3 separate regions of the Homo sapiens genome follow, and regions 2 and 3 are each linked to region 1. A link is a loop called in an ENCODE intact Hi-C map of the cell type or tissue named here. Cell type or tissue: PC-9. All regions are shown on one strand.

What was found. A loop is a pair of places that touch in the nucleus more often than their neighbours do. Peaks named below come from ENCODE experiments on the same cell type or tissue, not always from the same donor. Only the 100,000 strongest peaks of a DNase experiment are listed, where the experiment ranks them.
Region 2: a loop joins it to region 1, with 5 times the contacts of the local background. A loop is called at or near these places in 25 of 110 quality-filtered maps.
Region 3: it touches region 1 in a loop (2.9-fold over the local background); 74 of 110 quality-filtered maps call a loop at or near these places.

The regions. Positions count from the first base shown.
Region 1 is chr5:908,532-916,531 of GRCh38, forward strand. TRIP13 (thyroid hormone receptor interactor 13) reads left to right here. Exons shown (of 13, transcript NM_004237.4): 10 at 3,312-3,465; 11 at 5,934-6,046; 12 at 7,373-7,442. Among named protein-coding and RNA genes, the nearest start is that of TRIP13, 20 kb to the left of the region's middle. In PC-9, CTCF peaks have their summits at 4,413 (motif pointing left) and 4,618; a DNase peak (open chromatin) is centred at 4,180; H3K4me3 peaks cover 1,204 bases; H3K27ac peaks cover 1,897 bases.
Region 2 is chr5:454,458-462,457 of GRCh38, forward strand. It overlaps EXOC3 (exocyst complex component 3), which reads left to right. Exons shown (of 13, transcript NM_007277.5): 5 at 2,432-2,549; 6 at 3,443-3,568; 7 at 4,902-5,002; 8 at 7,503-7,613; 9 at 7,700-7,850. Among named protein-coding and RNA genes, the nearest start is that of SLC9A3-OT1, 15 kb to the right of the region's middle. RefSeq lists enhancers at 3,843-4,012, 4,070-5,269, 4,648-4,747, 4,768-4,877. In PC-9, no CTCF peak of the experiment used is centred here; a DNase peak (open chromatin) is centred at 4,574; H3K27ac peaks cover 3,121 bases.
Region 3 is chr5:1,157,285-1,165,284 of GRCh38, forward strand. No RefSeq gene overlaps it. Among named protein-coding and RNA genes, the nearest start is that of TERLR1, 17 kb to the right of the region's middle. In PC-9, no CTCF peak of the experiment used is centred here; a DNase peak (open chromatin) is centred at 4,087; H3K27me3 peaks cover 480 bases.

The DNA.
Region 1 (8,000 bases):
TGTGCAACCCTAGATCTTAGTGCCCAGCTCTTTCACCGGAAAGTGCATTTGGCATTGAGTATCGACTCCTTTTCCACATTGGAAGCAGCATATCACAAATGCTTTTTAAAGAAATTGTTTTTAGTGTGTTAAAAATGTAATAGAAGGCCAGGCGCGGTGGCTCACACCTGTAATCCCAGCACTTTGGGAGGCCGAGGCAGGCGGATCACAAGGTCAGTAGATTGAGACCATCCTGGCTGACACGGTGAAACCCTGTCTCTACTAAAAATACAAAAAATTAGCTGGGCATGATGGCGGGCGCCTGTAGTCCCAGCTACTCTGGAGGCTGAGGCAGGAGAATGGTGTGAACCCGGGAGGCAGAACTTGCAGTGAGCCGAGATCATGCCACTGCACTCCAGCCTGGGTGACAGAGCAAGACTCCGTCTCAGAAAAAAAAAATGTGAAAGAAAACTCAGGCATGGTAAGCATTTTACGTAGCACAGAAAAGCATAAAATGAAGAACTGCTACGTTCAGGCCTTATCCCACCCACTTCTCTCCTATCCCACCCACTGTCAGCACCAACTAGTGCTGCTCGTAGGTGAATGGCTGTCCCCTGCTCGCCCTGCTGGCCCAGGACAGACAGCTTCGTGTGCAGATGGTCCACGTCTCCACAGCCCAGCCTCACAGGGCCAGGGCCTGTTGTCATTGTAGCCCAAGTTTATCAAGCTTAAGGAGCGACAGCTGCTGGCCCAACTCCCAAGGAAGTGATGGGCGAGCCAGAACCTGCCTGTCCCTGTGTGGTGCTCAGCCAGGACTCAGGTTCCTTCTGTGAAATGTTCTTTCTGTCCTCAGGGTGCCTGGGGAGTCCCTGGCATTCTCAGAAGCTGGATTGTTGAGTGTGGGGTGACAGCAGACTGAACTGTGCAGAGGAACGTTTTGTCCAGGCCATCACCACTGTCTCACCACAGAGAGCGTATCTGGCTTCCTGAGAAGCGCTCGTTTTGGGGTCAGCTGCAGGAATGTGTGCCAAGACCAGCTCGGTCGGGGAGACCCTAACCCAGCGGCGCTAGAGGAATTAAAGACACACACACACACAAATATAGAGGTGTGAAGTGGGAAGTAGGGGTCGCACAGCCTTCAGAGCTGAGAGCCCCGAACAGAGGTTTACCCACGTATTTATTAACAGCAAGCCAGTCATTAGCATTGTTTCTATAGATATTAAATTAACTAAAAGTATCCCTTACGGGAAACGAAGGGATAGGCCGAATTAAAGGAATAGGTGGGGCTAGTTAACTGCAGCAGGAGCATGTCCTTAAGGCACAGATCGCTCATGCTATTGTCTGTGGCTTAAGAACGCCTTTAAGCGGTTTTCCACCCTGGGCGGGCCAGGTGTCCCTTGCCCTCATTCTGGTAAACCGACAACCTTCTAGTGTGGGCGTTATGGCCATCATGAACATGTCACAGTGCTGCAGAGATTTTGTTATGGCCAGTTTTGGGGCCAGTTTATGGCCAGATTTTGGGGGGCTTGTCCCCAACAAGTGTGCAGGTCCTGGAGGGGGGCCTCCCCTGCCTCTGGCTTCCTTCTCCTCTTGTCCACTTCCTTCCCCACCTGGCTTGTCTCTCAGTCTACTGCAATCTGGCTCCTGCCCCCGCCGCAGCCCAGCAGCCCCGCATTCACATGAGTGTTCCCTTTTCTCTTTCTGGAACTTTGCACAGCGCTGACACCCTGATGGCCCCTTCCCTGAATCTCTTTGTGCCTCCCTCCCCGGCCTCCATTCTCCTGTCTCCCCGGTTTATGCTGCTGGCGTCTCTCCGCAGGGAGGGGTCTACACAGCCTGTCTGTGGCCTTCTCTCCTGGCGTGTGCCCCTTCAGCATAGCTCAGGGTTCTGTGGGGGGAATCCCAGACCTGCACATCCACCTGTGACCAGACATCAGGCTTAGATGCCCGGGATGCCAGGCACACTCCCACACTGCTCACTGGGCCCCAAATCCCTAACTTCCTGGGATTCCACACGACGCTGATGGCCTCGCTGTGCACCTGCCACTCAAACCAGAGGATGGAGGCCACCGTGACTTCTCCCTGTCAGTCACAAGGGGGTGTGGCTCAGGAAGAAACAAGGAGACACGCTTGCCTCTCTTGCCTTCATTCCCTCGTGCTTCTGGTTCCAGCCCCTCTCTAGAGGACTCTTTCTGTCCCCCACCAGTCCTGTCCACTCCCGCATCTCTGGATTGTCAGCCCCTGGGTCGTGATCTGCAGGCCTAGGCCTCCCTCTGGCCCTTCCTGCAGCCCCACCCTCCTGGTGCTGGACTGAGCAGCTGTGAGCTCACCCAACCTCTGTGCCTTGTTCCTCTGCCGGGGACCCACAGGCTCCCTGTCCTGCCTCTGCTTAGCTCACCCCGGCGCGCAGGCACAGGGCCTGCCCTCCCTTGGCCAGGGTCTAGGTGAAGTTGACCTTCCCCAGGCAGCAGTGGTAGCACTGCCACATGTGCAGCCACGCCCCCCAGGCCTGTGCAGCATGCTCCCTGGGGGCACCTTGTGCCCGCTCTGCTGGCTCATGCTGGGTCCTTGGGGGACATTGGTCAACAGACCAGACAACAGGGGCTCTCTCTATGGAGTTTAGACGCTAGAGGGGAGAGCAGATCATGAACATGGGAAGTAACCCAGCTCTAGAGTATGTCTAGGGATGATGAGTGGCCATGCCCAGGTGGTGGTGGGCACCAGAGCCCACGGTAGGTGGCACAATCAGGAACGCCATGCGAAAGTGAGATCCTTGCTAGGCCGGGCGCGGTGGCTTACGCCTGTAATCCCAGCACTTTGGGAGGCCGAGGCAGGCGGATCACGAGGTCAGGAGATCGAGACCATCCTGGCTAACACGGTGAAACCCCGTCTCCACTAAAAATACAAAAAATTAGCCGGGCACGGTGGCGGGCGCCTGTAGTCCCGGCTACTTGGGAGGCTGAGGCAGGAGAATGGTGTGAACCGGCGAGGCGGAGCTTGCAGTGAGCCGAGATAGCACCACTGCACTCCAGCCTGGGCGAAAGAGCGAGACTCTGTCTCAAAAAAAAAAAAAAAGGAAAGTGAGATCCTTGCCAAGGTTGAAGGCAGTGAGGGAATGAGCGAAGTGGGGCTGTAGAATTCCCAGAAGGCCAAGGAGCAGCGAGAGCAAAGGCTGGGGGGTCTGCGTGGCCTGTGTTGGCACAAGGCCACTTTCCTTCCTGTTGGCAGCCTGCTGGCCATCGTCCTGCCAACCTCCTTGCCAGATAGGGCAGGATAGAATTGGGTCACCGACAGCCGTGATGACTGTGGTGCTTGCTTCTCGGCCACAACAGGCATTCCAATGTTGTGATTCTGACCACTTCTAACATCACCGAGAAGATCGACGTGGCCTTCGTGGACAGGGCTGACATCAAGCAGTACATTGGGCCACCCTCTGCAGCAGCCATCTTCAAAATCTACCTCTCTTGTTTGGAAGAACTGATGAAGGTACCTTTATTTTTTTTTTCCTCTTGATACAAATGGATTTCTTATATGTTCTTAATTAATTAAGATAGCTTAAAATAAGCTCGTTCCAGTACGGAGGATTTCAACATATGCATTAACTCCCTTCTTAAATTGAAAACTAGTTTTGTATGTGACAGGTTGAGCTGATAGTTGAAACTAGGGCCACTGACTCAATATTTTTGTTCTTTTGGCACAATACAGTCATCATTGTTCATTATTTGAGGTACCAGTCAGTGTAGGGGACGTCAGTGACCGGCTGTGTTTACCTGGCTGGCTGCACAAACCTTAGTTCTCAGCTTACCCCGGGCTTTTCCAATGCCCTGCCTCTCGGGGGCCTGTATCCTTACCTGAAAGAGGAAACATCACGGGCGTAGTATGGGCCTGGTTTTGGTCACGGGGTCCACATGACGTCACGTTCTTGAGTCGCCTGTTGTGATGATAGGCAGGAACACTGTTGCCGTGGGCAGAGCGACGCGTGCGGGTTGTGTGTGTGAGTCAGGAAGGCCGTCGCCACGGGCAGAGCGACGCGTGCGGGGAGCGTGTGTGAGTCAGGAGGGCCGTCGCCACGGGCACAGTGACGTGCGGTGAGTGTGAGTCAGGAGGGCCGTCGCCACGGGCACAATGACATGTGCGGTGAGTGTGAGTCAGTAAGGCCGTCGCCATGGGCACAGTGACGCGTGTGGTGAGTGTGCGTGAGTCTGGAACGCCGTCGCCATGGGCAGTGACGCTGCGGTGTGTGTGAGTCAGGCTAGCAGGGACCTGCCCCATGCTTGTGTTTCTGCTGCTCTAGCCCCTGTGGGAACAGACCTGTCCCAGACAAATCATCCTGCAGGGGCCTTTGTTTAGGGTAGTTGGGCGGTAACCAAGCAAACCAGTGAATGGGGATTTAAACAGTGATGAGTTTAATGCAGTTGTTGCCACCTGCTGGTACCACAGAGTAGGGGTGTTAACAAGGATGGCACACCCTGCTGTGGTTGGGGACGGGAGAACTGGTCTCAGCCATGGACCCACTGGGCCTGCCCGGGTCAGCACTGTCCAGGCATGGTTTTCTTGGGGGTTGGGGAAAGGAGACGGAGCTCTGTGGAGCTTTGCCTGGAGAATGCCAGTGATCTGAAGACTGATTCTACAGCAGTTTTGCTGCCAAGGAGCCCCACGTGATAGCAGATCCTGCGAGGAAGTCGTGTGTGTTGGAGGTCCTCACGCACCTTCAGTGTGGGTTCCAGCCCTCGCAGTGTGACGTTTATACACTTGTACACTCGTGCTGTGAATCCAGGGGCTGTTTAAAGTGTTAGCTAAGAGGGATGGACTTTTTCTGGGACAGTGTAGGACAGGGGTAGTTTTTTGTTTGTTTGTTTATTTTGAGACACAGTCTCACTCTTACCTAGAGCTGGAGTACAGTGGTGCCATCGCAGCTCACTGCAACCTCCGCCTCCTGGGTTCAAGCGATTCTCGTGCCTCAGCTTCGTGAGTAGCTGGGATTACAGGTGCATGCCACCACACCTGGCTAATTTTTGTATTTTCAGTAGAGAAAGGGTTTCATCATGTTGGCCTGGCTGGTCTCAAACTCCTGACCTCAAGTGATCCGCCCACCTCAGCCTTCCAAAGTGCTGAGGTTACAGGCGTGAGCCACCGTGCCCAGTGATAGGGGTAGTTTCTTATTTTAGGCAGTTTATATGAAATTAAGACATGCAGATGTCACAGTGGATATTGAACTGGTCTCGAAAGCTCAATATCCCCCAAAGCACAAGCACAAACTGTCTTAATTTTGCTCACACCCCTCAACAAACCTCCAAAATGTTCAGACAATGCTATTTTCTTCCTTCTCCTTGTTCCTGAGTCAGAACGGTTCGTATTAGAATTCAGTCATAGTAAGTCAGTGTGCGCACCTGACTGTTGGCAAGGCTGCTTGGAAAAGCATGACTTCCAGACAAATGATCTCTGAGGGGAACTTCTGGTGCTCAGCTCCTCGGTCAGTCAGACACTGTCATGCTGCCAAACAAGCCTCACCTTTAAAACAGACAAACTAGGATCCTGCTTTGGAAGTCAGTGGAAGTCCTGGCTCTAAGTCCCAGCTCTGCCCACTGTGGGTTTTGACGTCTCCGAAGGTGGCATAACAGACTGGACTGGGTGCCTCCAGGTCCCTTCCCTTCCTGACACACAGGGAGGAAAAGTTTTGGCTCGAAACACAGAAGAGGCTATGTTGCTACTGGTTTCTGAGGCATGTTCCGTTATTTGTATTTGTTTGAAAAAGCAGAATGTGTACGCTGAGAGGCATGAGAGAGCGAGCTTGTTCCCTAGTGCAGCTGTGCATCTTGAGTCGTCACCGTCTGGATTTCTGTGAGACGTGGCGTGGTTGACATTTGACCTGCAGGTGCTGTCCCTCTTGCTGACGGTGCCTACGCTCAGGCCTCTGTGGACTCAGCTAACCGCCTGTACTTCTGTCTCCCCAGTGTCAGATCATATACCCTCGCCAGCAGCTGCTGACCCTCCGAGAGCTAGAGATGATTGGCTTCATTGAAAACAACGTGTCAAAATTGAGCCTTCTTTTGAATGACATTTCAAGGTGCAAATTGACCTCATTTTTGTAATCAAGAAGAATCCATTTGTGATATTAACTAGGGAGTCATTGTTTCCTTTGAGGAGACCAGGGAGGGCCCTGGGTGTGAACTCTCAACACAGTATAGGTATGAACATGCATGTACACACGTGTGTGTGTGTGTGTGTGTGCATGTGAGTAGAAACACGCAGCACAGCCACCTCCTTCCAAAGGAGATGTAACCCTTGCTCAGGGAGGGCGCTGGCTCACACTGGAAGCCTGCAACCCTACGGCTGACGACACTTACAAGGATTCGCAGAGTCCACAGAAAGGAAATGGCTTTGGGGGTCCAGGGAGGGTGGAAGGGAAGGTAGGAAAATCAAACGGTGCCTTGAAGGATAGAATTTGGTTCCAGCTGGAGAGAAATCAGGAAGGCTGCTGGAGCAGTGTGTTCAGGTGACCGTCTAGTGGGTTGCAGTGTGGAGGCTGGGGAGGTGCCGGAGAGGCGGGGGGTGGAATGGACAGAGCCTCGGGTTTCTGGCCAGAGTTTGAATTTTATTTTGAAGTTGGCAAGAATGTGGAAGGCTTTAAACAAGGGATAACATGAAGAATGTAGTATTTTTTAAGGATTTGGATTATCTGTTGAAGAGATTTAAATCAGTTAAGATGGGAACGAAGAACAGTTCAGAGACTTCTACAAAAATTGAAGATGTGAACCCACCCATTATTTGGGGACTCTGTGCCTACTGACCATGTGCCCGCTGCATCGTGCCTTACGCCTGGTGCTCCCAGGCAGGTGATGCCTTCCCTGAGCGCAAGGATGCTGGCCCTGGGGCAGAGGCTCCCGGGCAGGTGATGCCTTCCCTGAGCGCAAGGATGCTGGCCCTGGGGCAGAGGCTCCCAGGCAGGTGATGCATTCCCTGAGCGCAAGGATGCTGGCCCTGGGGCAGAGGCTCCCGGGCAGGTGATGCATTCCCTGAGCGCAAGGATGCTGGCCCTGGGGCAGAGGCTCCCGGGCAGGTGATGCCTTCCCTGAGCACAAGGATGCTGGCCCTGGGGCAGAGCACACAGGTGTGCCTTGGGTGTGCTTCAGAGCCGCGAGGACACTGCCTCCCAGAGCAGGAGCTGAGGATGGGGAGAGACCGGCCCCATACGAGAGGCCGGGGGCAAAGAGACATTCAGAGGGCAAGGCTCAGGAGACCAGTGAGGGGCAGGAAGTGCCCTGTGAACCCAGGGTGTGCTTGGGACGCCTCGGCTTGTGTTCCCAGGGATGCCTCGGCCAATGAGGAAAATTAGTCCTGAAACGTGTGATTGTATAAATTGCTGTCTCTGAACTGGGTTTTCTTTACACAGGAAGAGCGAGGGCCTCAGCGGCCGGGTCCTGAGAAAACTCCCCTTTCTGGCTCATGCGCTGTATGTCCAGGTGAGTCTCCACTGCTGTCCTCCAGCACCCGCCCTGTCCACAGGTCTCAGCCTCGCCGGAGATTCCGCTTAGTAGCCCTGGGGTATCAGCCTCATTTTATCTCAGTTTCTAAACCACAGGGTCCTGGGGCCGGAGGAGGAGCTGACCTTGGCACCGAAACACAGGGGCTGTCTTGAGTCCTTTGGGAGGAGGCGGCTGTGCCACATGCCTCTGCTCACACGCATGCATGCACACACATGCACGTCTGCCTCTGTGGTGTGCTGAGCTCGTGGCCAGGGCCCTCGCTGGCCTCACCAGAGGTTTGTGCTCTTTCAGTCTGGGTTCAGCTCACATAGAACAGTGACCTGGATCCACAGCCTCACCCACTGGGTGCTGGGCCTGTTGCAGATGCTTCGGCCTGGGGCACTCACCCCTCCCCTGCACTGTCCCCAGCAGCCGGTTGGGGTAAGGACTCAGTGTCTGGCAGAGCAGATACACTTACATCTGAGAAGAGAAAACCCCCATCTTGGAATGTTTCCTTTCAAATCAGAAGTGACTCAGGCTCTGTCTGATCAGTAG
Region 2 (8,000 bases), 450 kb before region 1:
TGGGGAGGAGACCACTACATCACCTCCCTGGCTTCCAGCATCCCGGGTTTGGTTTCTCTTCACCAATATCCTATAGCAGTGAGTCTTTCAAAAATAAACAGTTACAAGTCTAGATAGTTCGAGGAAACTCCATCATCCTTTTTGTATCCTAGTACGAGGTTTTGTCACTTCACTTAAGGGACCATGAACCACTCTGTGCGTGGATTAATTTGAAGTAGTGTTGAAAAATGGTGCAGTGGTGGGGGTATTCTGAAATTCTTTAAGATTAGGTAGCCGAAATGAAAATTTATTTCAATTTTCCATGGTTTCATGGTTAGAAAATAATATTAAGTAATGTATTGGAATTTCTTCTTCTTCTTTTTTTTCTTCCGCCCATCTTGTCACTGCAGTGGAGAAATTGAATAAACCTCATTTTTTTTTTTTTTTTTTTTAGCAGTAAGGCATATTTTTTTGTGTGCTTTGTTTACTGGTATCTGCTTATAGAGAATTTGCATTTCAATACAGAAGGACAGAAGAGAAAGGAAGCGCCCCCTGCAGAGAATGGTCACCGTGACGCTCTGTGCAATGGTGGCTCTCTGTGCAACCGTGGCGCTCTGTGCAACTGTGGCTCTCTGTGCACAGCCCTGGACTCACCTCCCCTGGCTGCCGCTCATCCTCATGGCCGCCCATTCTGTAGCCTTGACAGTGCAGGTCTCCCCCTCCGTGCCTGGTGTGTGTCAGCAGCCCATGAGGCAGGAGGCAGGGGACACGGCCAGTGAGTGGGAAGCTGGATTCCAGTCCCATCCCTGGGCCCTCCCGGGCCATGGCCACTAGGCTGGGCTGTGCATGTGTGCACCTTGCACAGTTTGTGTCTTGATTTTGTCTTTCCACGTTGTGAGTGTTTTTCTGTCCTTGGGGAGTCTCGTGAGTTCCATCACCCCGGCCTTTCTCAGGGGAGGTTGAAGTGCTCCACTAGAAACATTCTCACACGGAATTGAGGTTCTTGGGAAAAATAATCCAGATTAAATAAAAGTCTTTTAAAATGTGCAGAATTTTAGGAAGTACTTTTTCACTTAGGAAGCTCTCGGATTTCTTATAGTGGACTGGCTCTTAATCATTTTATTCAGTGTTACTCTGAGAACGTATTTACGGAACATAGCATGAGGCGTGTGAGTTGAAAGAATTTTCTGAGTGGTCAAACCTTAGACTTAAAAAAACTTTTTAATTTTAATTTTTGTGGGTACATAGTAGGTGTATCCCGGCTTCACGCCATTCTCCTGCCTCAGCCTCCCGAGTACCTGGGACTACAGGCGCGTGCCACCATGCCCCGCTAATTTTTTTGTATTTTTAATAGAGATGGGGTTTCACTGTGTTAGCCAGGATGGTCTCAATCTCCTGACCTCATGATCCGCCCGTCTCGGCTTCCCAAAGTGCTGGGATTACAGGCGTGAGCCACCATGCCCGGCTGATAATAACTTTCTAATGAAAACTTTTCCTGAAATGTAGCATGTGTTTCCTGTCTTCTGGACAGTAGACCTCACGTAGTTTTGCCTGTTCTTGCGGATGCGTTTTTATCAGTAATGTCCTGTATTGTACGTTCCAGTCATCACCGTCTGCAGAGCATATTGATGTGGACTGCAGTGGCTTGTTTCCAAAGGACAGCACAGCTGCCCCTCCATACTCAATGGGGAGGGATTCCAGGACCCCCCTTGGCTATCAAAATCCTCCGTAGCCCAAGTCCCCTTTATAAAAGGGTATAGTGTTTGCACGTAACCTGCGTACATTCTCCTTCATGCTCTAAATCATTTCTAGATTACTTATAAGACTAAATACAATGTGAATGCTATGGAAATAGTTGTTCTATATTTTTTGAAATTTTTATTATTTTTTATTGTTGTTTTTCCCAAATACTTTCAGTTTGTGTTTGGTTGAGTCAGTGGACGTGGCGCCCGTGGCTGTGGGGGCGGCTGTGCTTGTCGTTTTGACTGAGTACGTTTGTTTATTCAGCGCCTCCTGTTTGCCAGGCCCTGCCTCGGCTCTGCAGGTGCAGTGAATAGAACACACGTCTTCCCCACAGGAAAGGCTCTTCCACATTTGAGCCCCAGCACCTCATGAAGCTGGCGCAGCAGGGTGAAGCTGGGGTTGGAGGGACTCAAGTGGTCTCGGAGCCAGTGGGTGATGCCACAGAGACCCCAAAGCCCTCGGCCCCTGCCCTGCACTTTCCCCGGTTGGAGGGACTCACGCAGTCTGGGAGCCAGTGGGGTGATGCCACAGAGACCCCAAAGCCCTCGGCCCCTGCCCTGCACTTTCCCCTGAGCTGTGGGCCGGCTGTGACCAGGAAGTCTCCAGGGTGGTGGACATTCATGTGTCAAGTGAAACAGTCTCGGCACACTTGGGCATGCTCTTCTGTGTCTGTCGTGGTTTGTCACTCACATTCCTGGTTCCCCCATAGTACTGAGATGATGAGGAACGTGGAGCTGGCCCCGGAAGTGGATGTCGGCACCCTGGAGCCATTGCTTTCTCCACACGTGGTCTCTGAGCTGCTTGACACGTACATGTCCACGCTCACTGTGAGTAGGGCTGGCCTGCGTGCCACAGACCACCGTGCTGGTTATATGAGTAACTAGGGCTTGGCAGCAGGCAGGAGGCAGGGGGGAAATGCCTTAGCGTTGACTTCCTAGGATGCATTGCTCAGTTGCCCGGGCTCTGCTTCCAGGCCTTGACAGGTCAGTTTGCTAGAAGAGGAGAATGGCCCCTTCTCTGGGCCTGGATCTGAAGCTTGTCCTCTGCTGGAGACGTGAGCCTGTGCCCTACTCGGCAGGCTGGCCAGGGCCCAGAACGTCTGAACCGTGTGTGGCAGCACCTGCCAGGCTCTCGGCTCTGAGTCCCATGGTTGGGGGGGTCCGTCAAGGACCAAAGGGCGAGTCCATTTGCAGCCTGGTGACCACCAGGTGGTCTCAGAGTGAGAAGAGGAGGTCAGCAGGGTCTGCTTCTTAGACAAGGGTGCGTCCACCTAGCAAGGCAGCATTATGACCAGAAGCCGAGGTGTCCTCAGGAGCTGGGGAAGGAGCGCTGTCTTCTCTTGGGACGTGAGCTGCTGTGGTTGCTGAGTCTGGGCATGGGAACAGGCCTGACCGGACCTGGTCGGCCTCATTCTCTGTGCACCTGGGATTCAGCGGCCTTGTCCTCCAGCATGAGGTGCAGCCAAAAGGGCATCTAGTTTCTTCTCCCTCTTTATCTGTACCAAGGGTTCCAGTTAAACCCCTGCGGGCTGCTGTGGTCACTGCCTCCCATGGGGGTGGCTCCTGGGTCCCTGCTCTGGAGTCCTCATTTGAGAAAGAGGACGCTGGTGCCCTGTGTCTGGTTTGTGGAGCTTGTGCATGCAACTGACCAGGTAATTGGCATGACCCTCAGGCACCTGCTCTTCTCTCTTCTCTTCTCCATGATGCTGAACTTTCTTTAGTCAAACATCATCGCCTGGCTGCGGAAAGCGCTGGAGACAGACAAGAAAGACTGGGTCAAAGAGACAGAGCCAGAAGCCGACCAGGACGGGTACTACCAGACCACACTCCCTGCCATTGTCTTCCAGGTACCACCTGCAGGGGACTGGCACAGTTCCGTTTCCTAGGTGGATAGTGGGACCTGTAGGTTTTACAAAGTGACACAGATACCTGGGATCTTCATCCACAGAGTGTAGTAAAAATATTGAGAGCCCTGCCTGGTGCATCTAAGTCCTCTCCTCTCTCTGTCTCTTACTCTCTGGAGCTGCAGAAACCTGGGATGATACTTACCAAATAGTTTTGCCCAAGGTCACTTTACTTTTCTGACCTGGTCTTTATGGGTTTGGACTACAGCCTAATTGTATGTTATTTATGTGCGACTTTCAAATGTGAGTTTGTTTGGTCGATATCCAGGATTTGTCCTAAAAAATGGCACATGATTGAGTTTAAACAGGTGGATTTTGGGAGCGTCCATTATTTTTTTTGAGACGGAGTCTCACTCTGTTGCCCAGGCTGGAGTGCGGTAGCACAATCTTGGCTTACTGCAATCTCTACCTCCTGGGTCAAGGCGTCCATTAGCTTTTAAAGTTGCTTTCCTGTTCATTGGTTAAGGTTCTAAGTATTAGACCGACCTGCATTTTTACCACGGATTCACTTTCCAACGCCCAAGCCTCACTAGGTGTTAGAACCGGTGTGTTCTTACCACGGATTCACTTTCCAGTGTCCGACCGCCCTGTGTCCCGTTTTTCCTGCTCTTTTTTTCTTTTGGCACATCATGTGTTTTAATTTGAGTGGCATTGCTGAGGGATGGAGCCCCGTTGTGTTAGAATCCTCACTCAGGACTCTAGTTAGGCAGGAGTGAGGGCTGGCGGGTGACATTTCTCTCTGAATGATACCGTTAGTTATTGACAGGCTAGTCCAAACCCTTTCCTTTGTTTGGAAACAGATGCCGTGAGAAACTGTGAGGAGAGCTCTGTCCCCTTGCCCTTCCTCTGCCTGGGTCAGCTCCTGGCAGGGCCTGGCACACCCCAGGTCCAGATTCTTAGGAACTCTGCATCATGACAGTCATGGGGCCAGGGAGGGTGAGTCAGGTGCCTGAGGGGCGCCATCCCGGGTGGGGCCTCACTCCACACATTAAAACTCCAGTCACGTAGTGTGAGGACAGACATGGCCCCCGTGGGAGAAACCAGTTTGCCAGGAATTAAGAAATGAGTCACTTGGTACTTTCCCAGGTGAGAAAGTTGTTTTTTTTTTTTTTAAACTAACTTTGTTATTTTTCACGTGGTTTCATTTTTTTTTTCTCTGAATTTGGACTATCCTAAATGCCAGTTAGCAGATGGAGGTTTCATATAACAGCAAACCTGCACTCTTAGTATACTCCTGTAAGATTATACCAGAATTCATAAGTTCTCTGATTTTTAGATGTTTGAACAGAATCTTCAAGTTGCTGCTCAGATAAGTGAAGATTTGAAAACAAAGGTACTAGTTTTATGTCTTCAGCAGATGAATTCTTTCCTAAGCAGGTATGTCTTTCTGCCAGTGTGCTAATGTACACATTGAATGTTTTTAAAAATTAGAAGCAAAAATTTTTTGATCCTACTATGCCTGTTACTAAGAAGAAATTAAGCCGGTAGATTCCCCACGTGTCACTCCTGTGTTCTTCAAAAGCAAAGGGAGGGAGCGGAGCTTCTGGATCATCTTCCCCTTGAGTGGACCACACACCCCCTTGGGCTCCCAGAGCTGATGTGTTGTGACGTCCTTAGCGATGCGCCGGATGACACCAACTCTGTTGGAGTCAGGCTCCTCCTGTTGCCTGTTCTGAACTTCCTTGGGGTGGGGGTGGCGACTCCTGCCGCAGTGCCTACTTCGTAGTGGGGAGGGCGTCCTCGGCTGAGCCGGCCCTCCTCAGAAGGGCTCCAGGCAGCCATGACCTGGCACGCCACCCTCCCCATGAGTTGTTGATAATTTTCAAACCTATACAGATGTGGAAAAGAGTTTAAAAAACTGTGTTCACCCATCGTGCAGTCCAGAAGCCATCCCCTCCAAAGCCCCCTTGCCTAATCTGTTCTCCCCTGCCCATTCCACTCTCTCTGCTGAAGTACCTTCAGGCAAACCCCGGGCGCTGTGGCATGGTATTTGCGACCCTCTCTGAAGCCACTGCAGTGCCATCAAGTCAGAGACACATGCACGGTGACTCCGTGGGGTCATCCGATGCCAAGTCTGCGTTTGGGTTGTATCTCAAGTGTGTCTTTTGATAGTTGTGAATCAGATTGGACTGCATCGCATGAGGGCTTAGGGTTCCTAGGCCTCTGGTAAGCCGAATAGCCCCTTCCCTCCTTCAGCTGCTGGCTTGTAGATCTCTGTAGAGAGATGTCCCTCAGCCTCCTCCTCAGTCTACTGTCAGCTCCCGAGCCAGATGCTGGCTCTGCAGGCTTGGATCCCACTTATTGGTGAGTGTGCCTTCCACGATGTGGCACATCAGGAGACATGGCGTCCATAGGTCCTGTCCTGGTGGCTTAGGTACTACAGCCACGCCGCCCACTCAGAGTTCCCATTTGCCATCCATCGATAGGGGTAATGCCCAAGTCCCCACTGGCCGCCCATCCACAGGGGTCACAGCTGAGTCCCCACTGGCCCTCTTCCATAGAGGTCTTAGCCGAGTCCCCACTGGCCAAGTCTTAGCCAAGTTCCCATTGGCCCTCTATCCATAGAGGTCTTAGCCAAGTCCCCACTGGCCAAGTCTTAGCCAAGTCCCCATTGGCCTTCTATCCACAGAGGCATGGCCAAATCCCTATTGGCCATCTGTCCATGGGGATCTTGGCCTGAGTTTGTTTCTTTGGAGGTCATTGTCATTTATGAGGTTAGATTCTTCTATAAAGAGACCGTTCCTTGATCACCCTCAGCTTTTTGATGACCTGAACCACACTTTGGACAGAAATGCTAACTTCTTTCCCTTTAATTGCCAGCTTTCAGTGTGCTCCTTTCTTAACATCTCTTAAAAATAGAAACGGTATTTGTTGTATGATTCTTCCACTCCCATAGGTGCTTGAGCATCCCCACAGTAAGTTTAAAAATAGAGCGTGTCACTACCTCTGTTTGTTTTCTTGACATTTCAAGTGTCTGTTTTTAATTGGATGATTTCAGGGACAGTTTCTGAAAGGGACATTTTACCTGACATTTGATGAGGTTCCTAACACTATGAGTTTCTAGGTGAAGTGTATAGTAAATAAAATAAATAAAATAAGATAATGCTTTCCCAATTCCTCACAATCAACTATGTAGTATATTTTTACAATCAGAATGCTGAACCATATTTTTTTTCCTTTTTTCAGTTATTATTTTTTACCAACTCCTCAAAATTTTTATATTTTTTAATTGTTTTTAAGAAACAAGGTCGGTCAGGCACGGTGGCTTACGCCTGTAATCCCAGCACTTTGGGAGGCTGAGGCGGGTGGATCATGAGGTCAGGAGTTCGAGACCAGCCTGGCCAATGTGGTGAAACCCTGTCTCTACTAAAAATACAAAAATTAGCTGGGCATGGTGGGGCACACCTGTAGTCCCACCTGCTCAGGAGGCTGAGGCAGGAGAATCACTTGAACCCAGGAGGTGGAGGTTGCAGTGAGCCAAGGTCTCACCACTGCACTCCAGCCTGGGTGACAGAGCAAGACTCTATCTCAAAAAAAAAAAAAGAGACAAGGTCTGATTAGGTTACCCCGACGGGTAGCTCACTGCAGCGCAGCCAGCAGCCTTTAACTCCTGGGCTCAGGTGGTCTCCCTGCCTCAGCCTCCTAATGAGCCATATTTTAAAGCCTGAGGTGAAGTTATTTTTTGATCCATTTAAAGTAATCAACCTCTCTGTCCTTCCATTAGTCTGGATCGTCTAAAGATTGTTTTATTTTTAGAGGCTCATCCGGTCAGATGTTAGTGATGTGAAATTTCAGGCCAGGCGTGACGTCAGCGTGGCATTTGAAACAGCTCCATGTTGCCCTTAGTGCTGTCTGACCGAAGCCTGTCTGTCCTCAGATATAAAGATGAAGCGCAGCTGTATAAAGAAGAGCACCTGAGGAATCGGCAGCACCCTCACTGCTACGTTCAGTACATGATCGCCATCATCAACAACTGCCAGACCTTCAAGTGAGTGTGGCCGGGCGCTGTGGCGGGGGAGCGGTGGAGGCCGGCCTGCCCAGCCGCTGTGTTGAACCTGAACCCTTTCCTTGCAGGGAATCCATAGTCAGTTTAAAAAGAAAGTATTTAAAGAATGAAGTGGAAGAGGGTGTGTCTCCGAGCCAGCCCAGCATGGACGGGATTTTAGACGCCATCGCGAAGGAGGGCTGCAGCGGTTTGCTGGAGGAGGTCTTCCTGGACCTGGAGGTGGGCCTGGCTCTTTCCTCCTGCCGTTTTCTGGGCCGAAGCCCAGTGCTTCCTCACTGCCCTCTGGGACACAGGCTGTGAACTGTACCGTGCGGATGCCGTCTGGGGAGCCGGGCTGTGCACTTGCATTCCGGTCAGATCGCTTAAAGC
Region 3 (8,000 bases), 250 kb after region 1:
TCACACCTGCTGACATCTGTCCACAGCTGTTCCAGCCCACTCACACCTACTCACCCCTGTGCCACCTGCCCACACCTGTTCCCATCTGCTCACACCTGCCCACACTGGCTCATACCTGCACACATATGTCCACACCTGTTCCAGCCTGCTCACATCTACTCACACCTGTTCCCACCTGCCCACACTGGCTCACACCTGCTCACATCTGTCCACACCTGTTCCAGCCTGCTCACACCTACTCACCCCTGTGCCACCTGCCCACGCTGGCTCACACCTGCACACATCTGTCCACACCTGTTCCAGCCTGCTCACATCTACTCACACCTGTTCCCACCTGCCCACACCTGTTCCCATCTGCTCACACCTGCCCACACTGGCTCACACCTTCACACATCTGTCCACACCTGTTCCAGCCTGCCCACACCTACTCACTCCTGTGCCACCTGCCCACACCTGCTCACACCTGTTCTCATCTGCTCACACCTGCCCACACTGGCTCACACCTGCACACATCTGTCCACACCTGTTCCAGCCTGCTCACATCTACTCACACCTGTTCCCACCTGCCCACACCTGCCCACACTGGCTCACACCTGCTGACATCTGTCCACACCTCTTCCCACCTGCTCAACCTTCTCACACCTGTTCCCACCTCCCCACACCTTTTTCCAAGATGAACTTTTGAATCATTTTTGGACGTTCCCCCCAAATACATTTCTGATTTGGTTGAAAAGTCACTAAATGTATAAATAAATTTGCTGAGAACTGACATCTTTATGGTGTCAAATATTTTCACCCAGGTCCTGCACATTTTTTCCATTAATTTATGTGTGTGTATTCACATTCTTGTCACTACTGGACTGACATGTAAAAACAGGATGAAACACCTTTGGCTGTTGTGTGTTTCTTTTGTAATCTTCTACCTTGCAGAACTCTAAATCCTATTATTCAAATACATTTCCAGTTCAACCTCTCGCATTTTGCAAGGAATTTTTGTTCTGTTTTGTTTTGTTTTGGAGACTGAGTCTTGCTCAGTCACCCAGGCTGGAGTGCAGTGGTGCGATTTTGGCTCACTGCAACCTCCAACTCCCAGGTTCAAGCAATTCTGCTGCCTCAGCCTCCCGAGTAGCTGAGATTACAGGTGCGAACCACGCCCGGCTAATTTTTGTATTTTAGTAGAGATGGGGTTTTGCCATGGTGGCCAGGCTTGTCTCGAACTCCTGACCTCAAGTGATCTGCCCACCTCGGCCTCCCAAAGTGCTGGGGTTACAGGCGTGAGCCACCGCACCCGGCGTGCAAGGAATTTTTTTAACCTGTAAGTAATGATATCGTTGTCCTTTTTTGTCATTTTTACCTCTTCTGTTTTCTTTTCACCCCTTTGTTCTTGTTTTGGAATTTCCTAGAAATTCCAGGGCGATATCCAGGGCTGTGTTGCTGGTGGAACTGAGTGTGTGGCCTGGACCCAAGTGAGGGTGGTTCTGGTGTCTCCGGGAAGCACTGTGCCGCCTGGGGAGTTGAAGTGCTGCCTCTTGCTCTACCCCATGAGGCCGACCCTGGACGCCTCCCCTGAGACCCGGAGGCGGCTTGGGACGGACTTGAGGAGGAAGGAGGTCCCACAACTCAGATCCTCTCACCTCCCGGCCTTCCGCCTCCCCTGTTCAGGCTCCTCAAGTGAGAGCTCCTCCGGACTCCTGCCCCAAAGGCAGCCTGTCCCCAGCTTTCATTTCCAAATGCCCCAATATCTGCCATTCAGCCACACCCTCTGCCCACCCTGTCCCTGGGTTTGAGGCTGCCAGAAATTTGGGAGGCCCTGGAGCCCCTTAGAAGCCTCTAGCCATGCTGAGTCAGCCTGAACGATGGGGCTCACTGCGGCCACTGCCCACCTTGGCCTCCCGTGGACAGTGGCTGCATGTGTCCCGGGAGGACTGTGGTGAATGCCTCCCGAAGACAGGACTGGAGACACAGGAGGCCCAACGGGCTCTGATCGTCTGACGCCTCCGCAGGAGAGAAAGGTTGTAAGAATCCAGGTTCTTTTATGAAATGCTAAAGACAGAAAAATGCCGCCTGGCTCCCGTAAGTTCTCCACGTTGAGCAGTGGATGGGAAGAAGGACAAGGGCTGTGGACGCCGAGTGGCTGAGGACAGGGGAGAGGTGCACCGGCCACGCGCGTCCCTCAGTGGGGAGATGGCTGCAGACATCAGGAGGCTGAGCACAGGCTAACCGCTGTTCCTGCTTTATCCTCCTCTCCAGGTCTTAAATTCTGCTTCTATCACTTTCTTGTTTCAAGACGGTTTTTCCTCCCATCTTGATCTGAGTACTCCTTCATGCTTTTTGTTTATCTTGCTAAATGGAGAAAACAGTGAAGCTTATACAGTTTCCCCTGAAAACAGCCTTGGCCTCTTGGTGTCATTGTTTTCCACTGTTTGTAATGACAACTTTAATCTCTTTGACTAACAACCTACTTATAGCCCCTAATTTTTTCAGTTGTCAGTTTGCAAAATTGAGGTCTGATCTGCAAACAGTAAGACTCGCCACTTTTCCTGCAAGTTCTGTGGGGGACTGACTGCAAGGGCCAGGAGGGTGGTCTGGCCCCATGCAGGCACCTCCGCCTTCATTCTGCAGCCAGGTCAGAGGGACTCAGGGGTCACCTCCAGGGGTCACCCGCACCTGGGCTCCCATGACTTCACTCCCACCTGCTGTCAGATCCCTGGGGTCTCACCACAGACCTGGAGGCCCTCCTGGGGGAGCCTCAACAAGGTAGGTGACCAGGGAACGGGAGAGCCTTTGGGAGTGAGGAGTGATGGAAGTGCAGTGGGGAGCAGAGACAGAGACAGAGAAAGAGAGGGAGAGAGAGACACAGAGAGGGAGGGAGAGAGACAGGGAGAGTGATAGAGACAGAGAAAGATGGAGACAGAGAGAGGGAGGGACAGAGAGAGGGAGGGAGAAAAACAGACAGAGAGAAGACACAGGATGAGTGATAGAGACAGAAAGACAGAGACAGAGAGAGGGAGGGAGAGACAGAGAGAGACAGGAAGGGAGAGAGAGAGAGAGAGACAGAGATGGGTGGAGGCAAGGGGCAGGAGAGAGGATGTTAACCCTTTCTCCCCACCATTTACTGAACTGTACGTTGGACGATGGGACGCCTCCTCCCCCTACCCCGTGACGGGGTCCTGGAGGGGCAGACTTTGGAGAGGAGCTGCTGAAGGGTGGTGGGAGAGCAGGCAGGGTGCCACCACAGCGCCACAGCGACACTGCTGCTGGGGGCTGGGTTCCATTCCCTCTGCCTCGAGATCATGGGGGGTACTTGGATTATTGTTCAGCAAACACCTGCTCTCTTCCCCCTCCACCCCTCCGAGGACACAAGCATGCTCTGCTCTGGATCAACAGTGGATCAATAATGGATTTCAAGCAGGCTGGGCTTGGCCTCTGCTGTCACTGTAAGAAACACACCCCAGGGGCCAGGCGCGATGGCTCACGCCTGTAATCCCAGCACTTTGGGAGGCCGAGGCGGGCGGATCACAAGGTCAGGAGATCGAGACCATCCTGGCTAAAACAGTGAAACCCCGCCTCTACCAAAAATACAAAAAATTAGCCGGGCGTGGTGGCGGGCACCTGTAGTCCCAGCTACTCAGGAGGCTGAGCCAGGAGAATGGCGTGAACCCAGGAGGCAGAGCTTGCAGTGAGCCGAGATTGCGCCACTGCACTCCAGCCTGGGTGACAGAGCGAGACTCCGTCTCAAAAAAAAAAGAAGAAAAGAAAAGAAACACATCCCAGGTAAGGCTGCCGGCCCCTGGAGGGTGAGAGACCTGGAGAGAGGTCTCAGCCCAGAGCACGGCCCAGAAGGGCCGATAAGCCTAGACCAGCTGGCCCTGACAGTGAGCAGGGATAAGTAACTGCAGCTCGACTTGTTACGCAGTGTTACTGACCCAACAGCAGACTGATGCACTTGTCCTGCACCCCCTTGCCGAGGTAAATCCTCCCAGGGCCTCAGCCTCCTCACATCCGAAGTTGGGAGAACAATGGTGCCTCCGCCCCAGGACGGGCTCAAGGTTGAGATGACTCAGCGCAGGGGAATTCTCTGCACACCCTGTCCTCTGTGAATGCTGCTCTTGTTCCTGACTTCCAGGACCAGGCGAAGGTGGCCCAGCTCCCTCCCCGCAGCCTGTTCCATGGCCCACGGTGCTGGGCGTGAGACTGCTCCCTGGTTCTGTGGGCTGGGCCCTCCCTCTGGGCAGGTTCTGTGGTGGGAGAGACAACAGGCTCGCTTTGTAACTCCAGCTGCCAGGTGCACACCCACTGTGTCCTCCAGCCCAGGCGCTTCCTGAAACTCCCCCTTGGTGCTCTGCAGCTTGTTTGCAAAGGTGCTACTTCGCCTGCTGAAATAAAGTGTCCCATTCAGCTCTCTACTCCCGCGTGGTCTGTTGGTCCACGATTTGCCCTTTGTGAGCAGCTAGCTCAGTGGCGTTTCCTGGAGACAAAGGCCCAGGGTTGAGGGTGCCGTGGAGACAGCGCTACCTAAGGAAAGGCGCAGCTACAGGGCACAGCCCCTTGCTGGGGGCGGCCGCCGCAGGGCCGGGCATCTGCCGACCCTCAGCCAGGTCTGGGATCACCCTCACCAGGGCCAGGCCAGTGGGGGACCTGCGGCAGACCTATAGGAGTAGGAGCTGCTCCAGGGCCCCAGCCGTTGCCCGTCCACGGAGGTCACGTTCAGGCTAAGCTGGGCAGCCCGGCCTTGTGTTGCTGGCCCCCAGCCGAGGGAGGAGCTACGGGAGGGGTTGGGGTGAGGCTGTGGCTGGGATGTGCAGTGCCCAGCGACGGAGGGTGCTGGACATGTGCCCGGCTACTGGACAGCAGCCAGGGAGCAAGTCACAACAGAAGCCGAGGGGGAGGATCCTGCATCCCCACTGCTCCAGAAGGTGCATCCAGCTGGGGCGCCCTCACCGTGCGGACACAGGGGCTCCCAGCTTTCTGTGCACGCAAGGCCACAGCAGGAGCTTCCCGGGGTCTGCAGATGACCCAAAGCAGAGTTCATTTTCTTCCAGTACCCTCTCTGCTTCTAGAACCTTCCTCCAGCCCCATTCCAGCGCTCACTCTGGCCGAGACCCCTGCCCACTCACTGGTTGGTGGCCGGCCAGCCGCCCACCCCACGTCAGCAAAGCCAGCTGCCCGTGGCCCGAGGATGTGTCCTCGCCATGTTCCTACGGCCAGTCCTCCTGAGGCCACCGTGACCCCGAGGGGTCCCGTGACGGGACAGGCAGCTGACCCAGCACTGGCCACGCGGCCACCCACTGGAACAGGATGAGAGGAAGCTCCCGGGCAGCAGAAACCAAGCCACCCTCCCCTAGTCACCCCTGCATTTGTCATGTGCCTCCTGCATCTGAGGATGCCCTTCGAGGCCCTGGGGGTGGGGGGTGGGTGTGTCCTCTCTCAGACTAAGGAATCCGTGTCTAAGGTGCGGCTGCCCTTGGGATTTTGCAGGGTGGGTGACGTGCAAAGGGTGGGTGATGTGCACAGGGTTGGGCCTAGGGTAGAATTTGGGCTCTAGGGGACTCTGAACAGAGCGGAAACGTAACATCCAGACGTTCAGGGGCCTGGCTTTTGGGTGCAGCCTCCACCTGGCAGCAGGTTCTGTTCAGGGACAGGGGCTGAGAGCTGGCGCCTGCCCCAGCCTAGTGAGGATGCCAACGAAGGCAACTTCTGCTTTTCTTGAGGAAGAAACTTGGCTTTTGACTGGCCGGATTCAATGATTTTTCTTCCCTCCGAAACATTCCCTCCTGTCACTAGACTCTTTTCTTTTTGATATCTGTTTCTTTCTTTCTTTAACAATGAGCTCAGCACAAGGGGTGTGTTTGCCACCTGTCAGGAGGCAGCTAAGGGCTTATTGTAAGAACTTCTTTTCTTCCCATGGCAGCACTGGGGGAGAGGCCATGGCTGTCCCCATTTTATAGAGGAGCAAACCAAGGGCCACAGCCGTCGGTCACCTTGCTAGGAAGAAGAGGAGGGGAATTTAGGCCCAGCAAGCCGGTGAGCGGCTGGAGCTGTCAGCTTGGTGCTGGGCTGGGCGCCAGGAAGGCCTTGAGTGCTGGAGGGGCTCTCGGTGGCCTCAGAGTGTCTCTATAACCTCCCATTCCCACTCCTGTGCTCTGCAGTAAGCTCTGGGGCTCCCCACTGGGAGGGTGGCTGTGCTCCTGCCCCTTGGGGACTTCCTGGGGGCAGAGGTCTGAGCCATCTCCAGGGCCGGCCCCTGCAGCGCTCAGTTTAGGTGCGATACAAGGGTCTGGCTAGCCAGGTGTGGGGGCCGGTCACGGGCTGAGGGTTGAGGGAACCGTAACATTTCTGGACGCGTTTTTCTGTGGAGCAGGCAAGGTGGTCTGGTCAGGGTGGTGGTCTCCCCTGGGCCGTGGCAGGGGTATGGGGACACTGAACCACAGTCGTGGGGTCCACGGCCCAGTTCCAGTAGCCAATCAGGGGCACATGGTCCTGGTTCTTACCTTGGCTCATTGAGCAGCTGTGCCCAGTGCTGTGGGGTCAGGGGTGACATCCCAGATGGGTCTCCTGGATTTGGGCTGAAAGATCAGTCTTGGGGTACCCCCAGGGTCAGGGTGCTCAGAAACCCCCATGGTGGGCCTGGCCTGCCTTCCTGGCCTGCAGCCCTGCCTGATGCCAAAAGGTCACTGGGCCAGTCCTTGCCCACGGGCCCCTCCCCACGGTGAGACCTGCCCCACTTGAAACTTGCAAACATGGAAACTTGGCGATCTGACCCATGGCCTGGCCCAGCACTGCGACCTGATCCTGCGGCCCTGTGGGCCCCGGGCTCCCCATCGAGGTTGGGTTTCTAGGCTGCCTCAGCCTGTTCCAGCGAGAGGCGCTCGGGGTACGCTGGCCCAAGCCCCGCTGAGGTGCCTCCCAAGGAGGAGCCTGTGACCCTCAAGTGCAGGGGGTTGCAGATGCCCGTGAGCTCTGTCTCCCTCGTGAGTGGCCTGGGCACTGCTGCACGCGGGTGGTGGGGGCTGTGGCCCACCAAGGATTCAGCCTGGTAAGCGGCAGTGGGTGGGAAGGATGGTGTGGGCTCACTTGAGGGTCATGGGAGTCCGAAAGACTGGGGGACAGACTCAGGCCCGGGGAAGTCACATCCACAGGGACATCAGGTGCCCCCCTTGGGCCACCAGGACCAGACACATAGCACCCTGGACTCTCATCTCACAGTGTGGATCTGTGCACACACAAACATAGACACAGATGCACACAGATAAACACACACAGAGATATACACAGAAATACACACAGACATGCAGATACACAGAGACACAGATGGAGACACACAAATATGGAGACACACACAGATACACACAGAAATAGACACAGATACACACAGACATACACAGACACACAGATATGGAGACACACACACCGACACACACACAGAAATACCGACACACACAGCCAGCTGCTCCACCTTTGTGACCCCACCACCTCCTCCAGGGGCCCACCCTGATTGACTGAGAAGCTTTTGCTCCTAATTTGCTGAAATGAAGCCACCAGCGCTGGGGGGAGTGTGGCCCCGTGTCCCTTGAGCTCCCCGTGTCCCTTGCGCTCCCCGTGCTGGCCTCAGAGACCACATGTTCTAGCTGCATGAACAGCCAGCACACGGATAAATCCGTCTCCAGAGGGTACTTTTCGTGCAGAGCCAGTCGGCTGGGCCCTTTTTCTCCCTGCAGGACACCCTGTGTCTCTGTGGGAGGAGGGCAGTGATGCGGAGTGGGGAGTCCTCCTCAATCAGATAACATTGTGTCTCCCAGACGAGAGGCCCATGAAGGTCAGGGAGGGCACAGGGCTCTCGGAGGGAGTGTCTGGGGCCAATGTCACAACCTCTGCTTCACGCCCTTTCCAGACACAAGCGCAGACACTGAGCAAGGAGGAAGGAAGCTGAGACTCTGCGGGCCCGGGGACTGGCAGGAGCTCTTGTCCATGAGTTGAAGCTGTAGCACCAGGGTGGGGAC